2 separate regions of the Homo sapiens genome follow, and region 2 is linked to region 1. A link is an interaction called in ENCODE POLR2A ChIA-PET data of the cell type or tissue named here. Cell type or tissue: MCF 10A. All regions are shown on one strand.

Region 1 (5,000 bases):
CCTCCTCGGCCTCCCAAAGTGCTGCGATTACAGGTGTGAGCCACTGCGCCTGGCCCAGAATTTCCTTCCTTTTTAAGGATGAGTAATATTCCTTTTTCTGGCTATACCACATTTTGCTTATCCATTTATCCATCTATGGACACTGGGTTGCTTCTTTATTTTAGCTATCATTTTATGATCAATGCTGCTATGAACGTGGATATATAAATCTCTTTGAGACTCTGCTTTTAATTTTGGGGGGCATATATCCAGAGTGGAATTACTAGATCATATGGTAATACTATGTTTGAGGAATTGTCATACTGCTTTCCACAGCAGCCATACCATTTTACATTCCAACATTACGCAAGGGTTCCATTTTCTCCACATCCTCACCAACACTAAATATTTTGGGGTTATTTTGTTTCGTTTTTGAGACAGAGTTTTGCTCTTGTCACCCAGGCTGGATGCAGTGGCGCGATCTCGGCTCAACCTGCAACCTCCACCTCCCAGGTTCACCTCAACTGCAACCTCCACCTCCCAGGTTCAAGTGATTCTCCTGCCTCAGCCTCCCAAGTAGCTGGGATTACAGGTGCCCACCACCACACCTGGCTAATTTTTGTATTTTTAGTAGAGACACGGTTTCACCATTTTGGCCAGGCTGGTCTTGAACTCCTGACCTCAGGTGATCCTCCCGCCTCAGCCTCCCAAAGGCATGAGTCACCATGCCTGGCCTTGTTCTGTTTTTTAATCATAGCCATCCTAAAGGATGTAAAACGTGGTTTTGACTTTTATTTCCCTAATGATTAGTGATGTTGAGCATCTTTTCATATGCTTATTAGCTATTCCTGTGTCTTCTTTGGAGAAATGTTTATTCAAATAATTGGCCCCCTTTATGGGGCCCATTTTCAAATAGGGTTTTGTTGTTGTGGAGATTTAGAAATCCTTTATGTATTCAGTATGTTAATTTGTTATCAGATATATGATTTGCAAATATTTTCTCCCATTCTCTGGGTTGCCTTTTTATGCTGTTGATAGTGTCTTTTTTTTTCTTTTTTTTCTGTTTTCTTCCTTCAGTATCATGTTGATATTTTAAAATTTTCATGCAGCCCAGTTCGTCATTTTTTTTTTTTTTTTTTTGAGATGGAATTTTGCTCTTGTTGCCCAGGCTAGAATGCAGTGGTGTGATCTCGGCTCACTGCAACCCCTGCTTCCTGGGTTCAAGCGATTCTCCTGCCTCAGCCTCCTGAGTAGCTGGGATTACAGGCATGCACCACCACACCCAGCTAATTTTTTGTATTGTTAGCAGAGATAGGGTTTCATCATGTTGGCCAGGCTGGTCTTGAAATCCTGACTTCAGGTGATCCACCCACCTTGGCCTCCCAAAGTGCAGGGATTACAGGCGTGAGCCATCGCACCCGGCCAATTTTTTTTGTTTTGTTGGTTGTGCCTTAGGAGTCATATCCCAGAAATCATTGCTAAATACAATGTCATAAAACTTTTGACCTGTATTTCCTTCTAAGTATTATGTTGTTTTACATTTGCATTTCGGTCTTTGATCCATTTCAAGTTAATTTTTGTATGGTGTTAGGTGATGGTCCAACTTTATTTTTTTGCATGTGGAAATCTAGCTTTCCAAGCATAATTTCTTTTTTTTTTTTTTTTTTTTTTTTGAGACAGAGTCTCTGTCTGTCGCCCAGGCTGGAGTGCAGTGGCACAATCTCGGCTCACTGCAAGCTCTGCCTCCTGGGTTCACGCCATTCTCCTGCCTCAGCCTCCCGAGTAGCTGGGACCACAGGTGCCCACCACGACGCCCAGCTAATTTTTTGTATTTTTTAGTAGAGACGGGGTTTCACCGTGTTAGCCAGGATGGTCTGGATCTCCTAACCTTGTGATCCGCCCACCTCGGCCTCCCAAAGTGCTGGGATTACAGGTGTGAGCCACCGCACCCGGCCTCCAAGCATAATTTCTTAATAAGACTGCCCTTTCCCCATTGTGAATGGTTTTGACACTCTTGTCAAAAATCATTTGACTATGTAGGCAAGGGTTTATTTTTTATCTCTTTATCCTATTCCATTGTTCTGTACATCTGTCGTAAAAAAAGTTTTTTTAATATATATATACATCTGTCTTTATGCCAGAACTGTAGTATTTCGATTGTTGTAGCTTTGCAGTAAGTTTAAATTAGGGATTTTGGGTCCTCCACCTTCATTCCTCTCTCTTTTTTTTTTTTTTTTTTTTTTTTTTTTTTTTTTTTTGAAACGAAGTCTTGCTCTGTCGCCCAGGCTGGAGTACAGTGGTGCACTCTTGGCTCACTGCAACCTCCACCTCCTGGGTTCAAGTGATTCTCCTTTCTCAGCCTCCCAAGTAGCTGAGACTAAAGGCGCCTACCACCATGCCCGGCTAATTTTTTATAGTTTTAGTAGAGATGGGGTTTCACCATGTTGGCTAGGCTGGTCTCGAACTCCTGACCTCAGGTGATCCGCCCACCTCAGCCTCCCAGAGTGCCGGATTACAGGCATGAGCCACCACGCCCGGCCCCATTCCTCTTTTTAAAGGTTGTTTTCACTATTTGAGATTTTATATGGATTGTGGGATGGGTTTTTCTGTTTCTCCAAAAGACACTTTTGGGATTATAGTAGGGATTGTGTAGGTCACTTAGGGTGCATTGACATCTTAATATTAAATCTTCCAATCCATGAACATGGGATGTGTTTCCAATTGTTGATGTCATCTTTAATTTTCTTCAGCAGTGTTTTTTAGTTTTCATTGTTCAAATCTTTCTCCTCTTTCGTTAATTTAATTTCTATATATTTTATTCTTTTCGCACTGATAAACTGAATTATTTTCATAATTTTTATTTTCAGATTGTTCGTTGTTAGTGTATAGAAATGCAACTGATTTTTGTGTGTTGACTTTGCATCCTGTTACTGTGCTGAATTCATTTATTAGTTCTAAAAGTTTTTTGTGGAATCATTAAAATTTTCTACATGTAAGATCATATCATCTGCAAACAGATAATTTTAGTTTTTCCTTTTTAATTTAGAATCCTATTTCTTTTTCTTGTCTAATTACTCTGACTGTAACTCCAGTTTTATGTTGAATAGAAGTGGCAAAAGCAGAAATCTTTTGCCTTCTTAGTGAACTTAGAGGAAAAGCTTTCAGTCTTTCTTTTTCTTTTTGAGACAGAGTCTTGCTCTGTTGCCCAGGTTGGAGTGCAGTGGCACAATCTCAGCTCACTTCAACGTCCGCCTCCTAGGTTCAAGCGATTCTCCTGCCACAGCCTCCTAAGTAGCTAGGACTACAGGCACATGCCATCACGCCCAGCTAATTTTTGTATTTTTATTAGAGACAGGGTTTTACCATAGAGGCCAGGCTGGTTTTGAACTCCTGACCTCATCATCCACCCGCCTTGGCCTCCCAAAGTGCTGGGATTATAGGCGTGAGCCACCGTGCCTGGCCAGCTTTCAGTCTTTCACCATTGAATATGATGTTTGCTGTAGAGTTTCCATATATGGCTTTTATTATGTTGATGTATAGTTATCTTCTGTTCCTAGTTTGTTGAGTATTTTTATGAAAGGAAGTTGAATTTTGTCAAACGCTTTTTCTGTATCAATTGAAATGATCATGTTTTTTTCCCTTCGTTCTGTTAATGACTTATATTGATTGATTTTCATATCTTGAACTGTCCTTGCATTCCAAAAATAAATCTCAATTGATTTATGATGAACTCTTTTACTATGCTGCTGAATTTGATTTGATACTATTGTGGTGATAATTTTTTTAATTTTTATTTTTCAAGACGGAGTTTTGGTCTGGTTGCCCAGGCTGGAGTGCAATGGCACGATCTTGACTCACCGCAACCTCTGCCTCCTGGGTTCAAGCGATTCTCCTGCCTCAGCCTCCCAAGTAGCTGCGATTACAGGCATGTGCCACCACACCCGGCTAATTTTGTGTTTTTAGTAGAGATGGGGTTTCTCCATGTTGGTCAGGCTGGTCTCGAACTCCCGACCTCAGGTGATCCTCCCGCCTTGGCCTCCCAAAGTGCTGGGATTACAGGCGTGAGCCACCATGCCTGGCCTGTGTTGAGAATTTTTGCATCAGTGTTCATAAGGGACATTGGTCTATAGTTTTCTTGGAGTATCTTTTCTGGCTTTGGTATTAGGGTAATGCTGGCCTCATAAAATGAGTTAGGGAGGTGTTCCCTCCTTTTATATTTTTTAGAAAAGTTTGAGAAGGATTGGTGTTCTTGAAATGTTTGATAGAGTTACCCAGTGAAGCCATCAGCTCTAGGGTTTTCTTTATTGAGAGATTTTTGATTAGTGATTGAGTCCCCTTACTAGCTATAGGTCTATTCCAATTTACTAGTTCTTAATCATTCAGTCTTTGTAGGTTTGTGTTTCTGGGAATTTGTCCATTTCATCTAGGTTTTCCAATTTGTTGGTGTACAATTGTTCATAGGACTCTTAGAACTCTTTTTATTTCTGTAGGATTGGTAGTAATGTCCTCACTTTCATTTTTGATTTTAGTAATTTGAGCCTTCTTTTATTCTTAGTCTGTCTAGCTAAAGGTTTGTAAATTTTGTTGACCTTTTAAAATAACCAAATTTTAGTTTTATTGGTTTTCTCTATGAGTGTTTCTGTTCTTCATTTTATTAATGTCTGCTCTAATCATTATTTCCTCCTTCTAGCTTTAGGTTTAGCTTGCTTTTCTTTTTCTGGTTCCTTAAGATGTAAAGTTAGGTGGTTGGCTTGAAATTTGTCTTCTTTCGTTTTTGTTTTTGTTTCTTTTTTCTTTTTCTTTTTCTTTTTCCTTTTTTCTTTTTTCTTTTTTTTTTTTTGAGACAGGATCTCACTCTGTTACCCAGGCTGTAGTGCAGTGTCACAATCTCAGCTCACTTCATCCTCCGCCTCCAGGGTTCAAGTGATTCCCATGCCTCAGCCTCCCGAGTAGCTGGGACTGTAGGGGTGCGCCACCACGCCCGGCTAATTTTTGTATTTTTTGCTAGAGACAGGATTTTA
Region 2 (5,000 bases), 230 kb after region 1:
CTCAGCAATGCATGAAGATGTAACAGTCTCTCCTTGTCTGAGATGACACCTGGAGTTCTTTGTCCTACCTCCAAGATGATTAAGGAGTACAGACACAAAGGTGAGGTTAGAGCAAAAGTTTAATAAGCGAAAGAAGAAAGCTCTCTGCCAGCAGAGTGGGGGGCTCAAATGGGGTGCCCACTATGAGGCTGGCGTCCCGGGTTTTATGGACTGGGAAGGGGAAGGAATGTGCTTAGTTCCTGGGCTGTCTTGGAGAACACATAACTCAGCTTGGCCCAGAGACCTTGGCCGCAACCAATCAGGAGCTGAAATGATGATTTATAGCTGCTGCTCAGCTTGGCCCAGGACCTATCAGAAACTGAATTGAAAGCTTGGCCCAGGACCTTAGCCTGGGACCAATCGGGCTGAAATGATAATTCATAGAAGCCGGACTTACAGTCCAAATAAAGGAAAATAGAGTGACCACTAGAACCCACCGGAGCCCACTGTGCCCATGCCCACAAAAGGAGAAGAAACTTTTCCTCAGAACCTGCTGAGTATACAAAGGACAAAGGCATTTCTATGCCAGGCCTTGTTCTCTTATCTGAGTGAGCTGGAGGTTTGCACAAGTTTGTATCCCAAAGGGCCAGAGGTTTTACTATCTGTGCCACCATGGGCATGTCTCTAGGCACAGCACCCTGTGTTAGTTCCCTTATCAGCCTAAATTTTTTCTCAGGCTGCTTTTTTTTTTTTTTTGAGGCAGAGTCTTGCTCTGTCACCAGGCTGGAGTGCAGTGGCGCCATCTCAGCTCACTGCAACCTCCGCCTCCCAGGTTCAAGCGATTCTCCTGCCTTAGCCTCCAGAGTAGCTGACACTACAGACGGCACGCCACTACGCCCAGCTAATTTTTATATTTTTAGTAGAGACAGGGTTTCACCATGTTGGCCAGGATGGTCTCGATCTCTTGACCACGTGATCCACCCACCTCCACCTCTCAAAGTGCTGGGATTACAGGCGTGAGCCACCGCCAGGGCCTCTCAGGCTGCTTTTTATGTTATGTGAGAATGAGGCACTGACCCACGGGCCAGGGGCTCTCTGGCACCCTTCCCTTGTTATCTATCTAAGGCAAGCTAAATAACTCCTTTCAATAGTATCTAATAATCCTTTCTAAGGTCTCAGTTGTTGTATCTCCTTTCTCATTTCTGATTTTATTTGGATCTTTCTCTTTTTCTCTTAGTCTAGATAAATGTTTGTTGATTTTGTTTATCTTTCCAAAAAAACAAGGTCGGGCATGGTGGCTCATGCCTGTAATCCCAGCGTTTTGGGAGGCTGAGGTGGGCAGATTACTTGAGCTCATGAGTTCAAGACCAGCCTGGGCAACATGGCGAAACCCCATCTCTATAAAAAATACAAAAATTAGGTGGGCGTGTGGGCACATGCCTGTAGTCACAGCTGTTTGGTGGGAGGATGGCTTGAGTTTGGGAGGTGGAGGTTGCAGTGAGCAGAGGTGGTGCCACTGCACTCCAGCCTGGGCAATAGAGTGAGACCCTGTCTAAAAAAAAAAACAAAAAACAAAGCCCACCAAACCACCTTTTCATTTTGTTGATTTCTTTTCATTTATTTCTGTTCTAATCTTTATTGTTTCTTTCCTTCTACTAATTTTGGGTTTGGTTTGTTCTTGCTTTTCTAGTTTCTTGAGGTGTATCGTTAGGTTGTTTATTTGAAGTCTTTCTACTTTTTTGATATAGGCGTTAGTTGCTATAAACTTCCCTGTTAGTATTGCTTTTCCTGTATCCCATAGACTTTGATATGTCATATTTCCATTTTCATTTGTTTCAAGACATTTTAAAATTTCCTTTTTCTAGGCCAGGTATGGTAACTCATGCCTGTTAATCCCAGTGCTTTGGGAGGCCACTGTAGGTGTATCTCTTGAGTCCAGGATTTTGAGACCTGCCTGGACAACATGGCAAAAACCAGTCTTTAAAAAATAAAAATAAAAAATTAGCCAACTGTGGTGGCGCATGCCTGTGGTCCTAGCTACTCAGGAGTCTGAGGCAGGAGGATCTCTTGAGCCTGAGAGTTTGAGGCTGCAGTGAGCAGTGATCACATCACTGTACTGCAGCCTGGGTAATGGAGCAGGACCCTGTCTCAAAAGAGAAAAAAAAAATTTCTTCTTTTATTTTTTTCTTAAGAGATGATCTTGCTATGTTGCCTATGCTATGTTGCCTGGGCATAGCTCATTACTGATCAGCATGCAAGTTTTGACCTGCCCTGTTTCCAACTTGGGTCACTTCCCAGTCTCCTTGGGCAACTTGATGATCACCTGCTCCCAGGAGGTCACTGTATTGATGCTGAACTTAGCATGGACACCTAATTGACATACCATACTATAGCCCAGAACTCCTAGATACAAGTGATCCTCCAGCCTCAGCCTCTTGAGTAACTTGTACAATAGGCATGTACCACTGCACCTGGCTCCTTCTTAATTTTTTCTTTGACCCATTGGTCATTCAGGAGCATGTTGTTTAATTTCCATGTGTTTGTGTATTTTTCTGAGATTCCTCTTGTTATTGATTTCTGTAGTTTTATTCCATTGTGGTCAGAAAAAATACTTGATATGATTTCTATTTTTTCAAATAGAAGTCAGACTTGTTTTTTTTGGATAGAAATCAGACTTGATACAGACTTGGTTTGTGGCTTAAGGTATGGTCTGCTCTGGAGAACGTTCCATGTACTGGTAAAACTGCTGCATTCGATAGCAGTTGGGTGAAATTTTTTTTTTTTTTTTTTTTTTTTGTCACCCAGGCTGGAGTGCAATGGCATGATCTCAGCTCACTGCAACCTCTGCCTCCTGGGTTCAAGCAATTCTCCTGCCTCAGCCTCCCGAATAGCTGGGATTACAGGCATGCGCCACTACGCCTGGCTAATTTTTTTTTTACTTCATTTTTAGTAGAGACGCGGTTTTACCATTTTGGCCAAGCTGGTCTCGAACTCCTGACATGAGGTGATCCTCCCACCTCGGCCTCCCAAAGTGCTGGGATTACAGGTGTGAGCCACTGTGCCCAGCCGAAATTTACTTTAAATGTCAGTTAGACCTATTAGATCTTGTGTAGTTTAACTCTGCCATTTCTTTGTTAATTTTCCGTGTGGATGATCTGTACTTTACTGAGAGTGAAGTGTTAAAAGCCTCTACTATTATTGTATTATAGTCTAACTCTCTCTTTAGAGCTATTATGTTTGCTTTATATACTTGGGAGCTCTGGTGTTGGGTGCACAGATTATTTATTTATTTATTTATTTATTTTTGAGACGGAGTCTTGCTCTGTTGCCCAGGCTGGAGTGCAGTGGCGCGATCTCTGCTCACTGCAAGCTCCACCTCGCAGGTTCACGCCATTCTCCTACCTCAGCCTCCCGAATAGGTGGGACTACAGGCGCTGGCTACCATGCCCGGCTAATTTTTTGTATTTTTAGTAGAGACGGGGTTTCACTGTGTTAGCCAGGATGGTGTCGATCTCCTGACCTCGTGATCCACCTGCCTCAGCCTCCCAAAGTGCTGGGATTACAGGTGTGAGCCACTGCACCCAGCCGGGTGCACAGATTATAGTCTCTTCCTGAATTGATGCCTTTATCATTATACAGTGACCCTCCTTTTCTTTTTTATAGTCTTTGATTTGTAGCATATTTTATCTTATATAAGTATAGATAGTCCTGCTTTTTAAAATTTTCCAGTTGCATGGAATATCTGTTTCCACCCCTTCACTTTCAGTCTACCTGTGTCTTTAGAGGTGAAATGGGTTTCTTGAAGGTAGCATATAGTTGGTTTTTGCTTCTTTATCCATTCAGCCACTCATGTTTTCTAGCTGGAGAAGTGAGAACATTTACATTCAGTGTTATTATTGATAAGTAAGGACTTACTACTGCTATTTTGTTGCTTGTTTTCTGGTTGTTTTGAGACTTGTCTCTTCCTTTCTTACTGTCTTCCTTATCTTGTAGTATGTTTTAATTTGTTGCTTTTTACTTGTAGTGGATCTATTATAAAAACTGCTGTGGTTACCATGAAGCTTACAAAAATGTTTTTATAGATATGAGTTATTTAAAAGAGATGACAACTTATCTTAGATCCCAAATAATAGAAACAAACAAAGCCAAAAAAACCCCCACAAGTTTTACAGTTTAATTCCTACCCCCACGTTTTAACTTTTAGTTGTCTCAATTTATACTTTTTTTTTTTTTGCGATGGAGTTTCACTCCATTTTGAGATGGAGTGCCGTGGTGCAATCGCAGCTTACTGCAACCTCTGCCTCCCGGGTTAAAGCAATTCTTCTGCATCAGCCTCCTGAGTAGCTGGGATTACAGTTGCCTGCAACCACATGCATCTAATTTTTGTACTTTTAGTAGAGATGGGGTTTTGCCATGTTGGCCGGGCTGGTCTCAAACTTGTGACTTCAGGTGATCCACAAGCCTCAACCTCCCAAGCTGCTTGGATTACAGGCATGAACCAATGCTCCAGCCAATTTATACATTTTTATGTAAAATAATAAGTTTTCTTTTGCACATTAGTGTTTTCTTCTTTCAGGTTGAAGAACTGTCTTTAGCATTTCTTGCAAGAAGGGTCTGGTGGTGGTGAATTCTATCTGGGAAATACTTTATCTCCCCTTAATATTTTAATGACAGTTCATTTGGATACAATATCCTTGGATGGCAGTTTTTATTTCTTTGAGTACTGAGCATGTCATTCCACTCCCTCCTGTCCTGTATGATTTCCATTGAGAAGTCTGTTGCCAGACACATTGGAGGTCTTTTGTATGTTATTTGCTTCTTATTTCTCAGTGGTTTTAGGATCTTCTCTTTGTCCTTGACCCTTGAGAGTTTGATTATTATATGCCTTGGGATAGTCTTATTGGGTTGAATCTGTTTGATGTACTAACACCTTCCTGCACCTGGATATTTATCTCTTTCTCCTGTTTTTGGCATTTTCTGTTATCATTTCTTTGAAGAAGATTTCTACCCTTTGCTCTTGG

What was found. ChIA-PET counts read pairs that join two places held together with the same protein. Peaks named below come from ENCODE experiments on the same cell type or tissue, not always from the same donor. Only the 100,000 strongest peaks of a DNase experiment are listed, where the experiment ranks them.
Region 2: POLR2A ChIA-PET joins it to region 1 with 5 read pairs; 2 of 35 experiments call an interaction of 5 or more read pairs at or near these places.

The regions. Positions count from the first base shown.
Region 1 is chr20:25,426,770-25,431,769 of GRCh38, forward strand. The region is part of intron 5 of GINS1 (GINS complex subunit 1); the gene reads left to right. Among named protein-coding and RNA genes, the nearest start is that of GINS1, 22 kb to the left of the region's middle. In MCF 10A, no CTCF peak of the experiment used is centred here; no DNase peak of the experiment used is centred here.
Region 2 is chr20:25,652,427-25,657,426 of GRCh38, forward strand. The region is part of intron 2 of ZNF337-AS1 (ZNF337 antisense RNA 1); the gene reads left to right. It also overlaps the pseudogene RN7SL594P. Among named protein-coding and RNA genes, the nearest start is that of ZNF337-AS1, 31 kb to the left of the region's middle. In MCF 10A, no CTCF peak of the experiment used is centred here; a DNase peak (open chromatin) is centred at 2,275.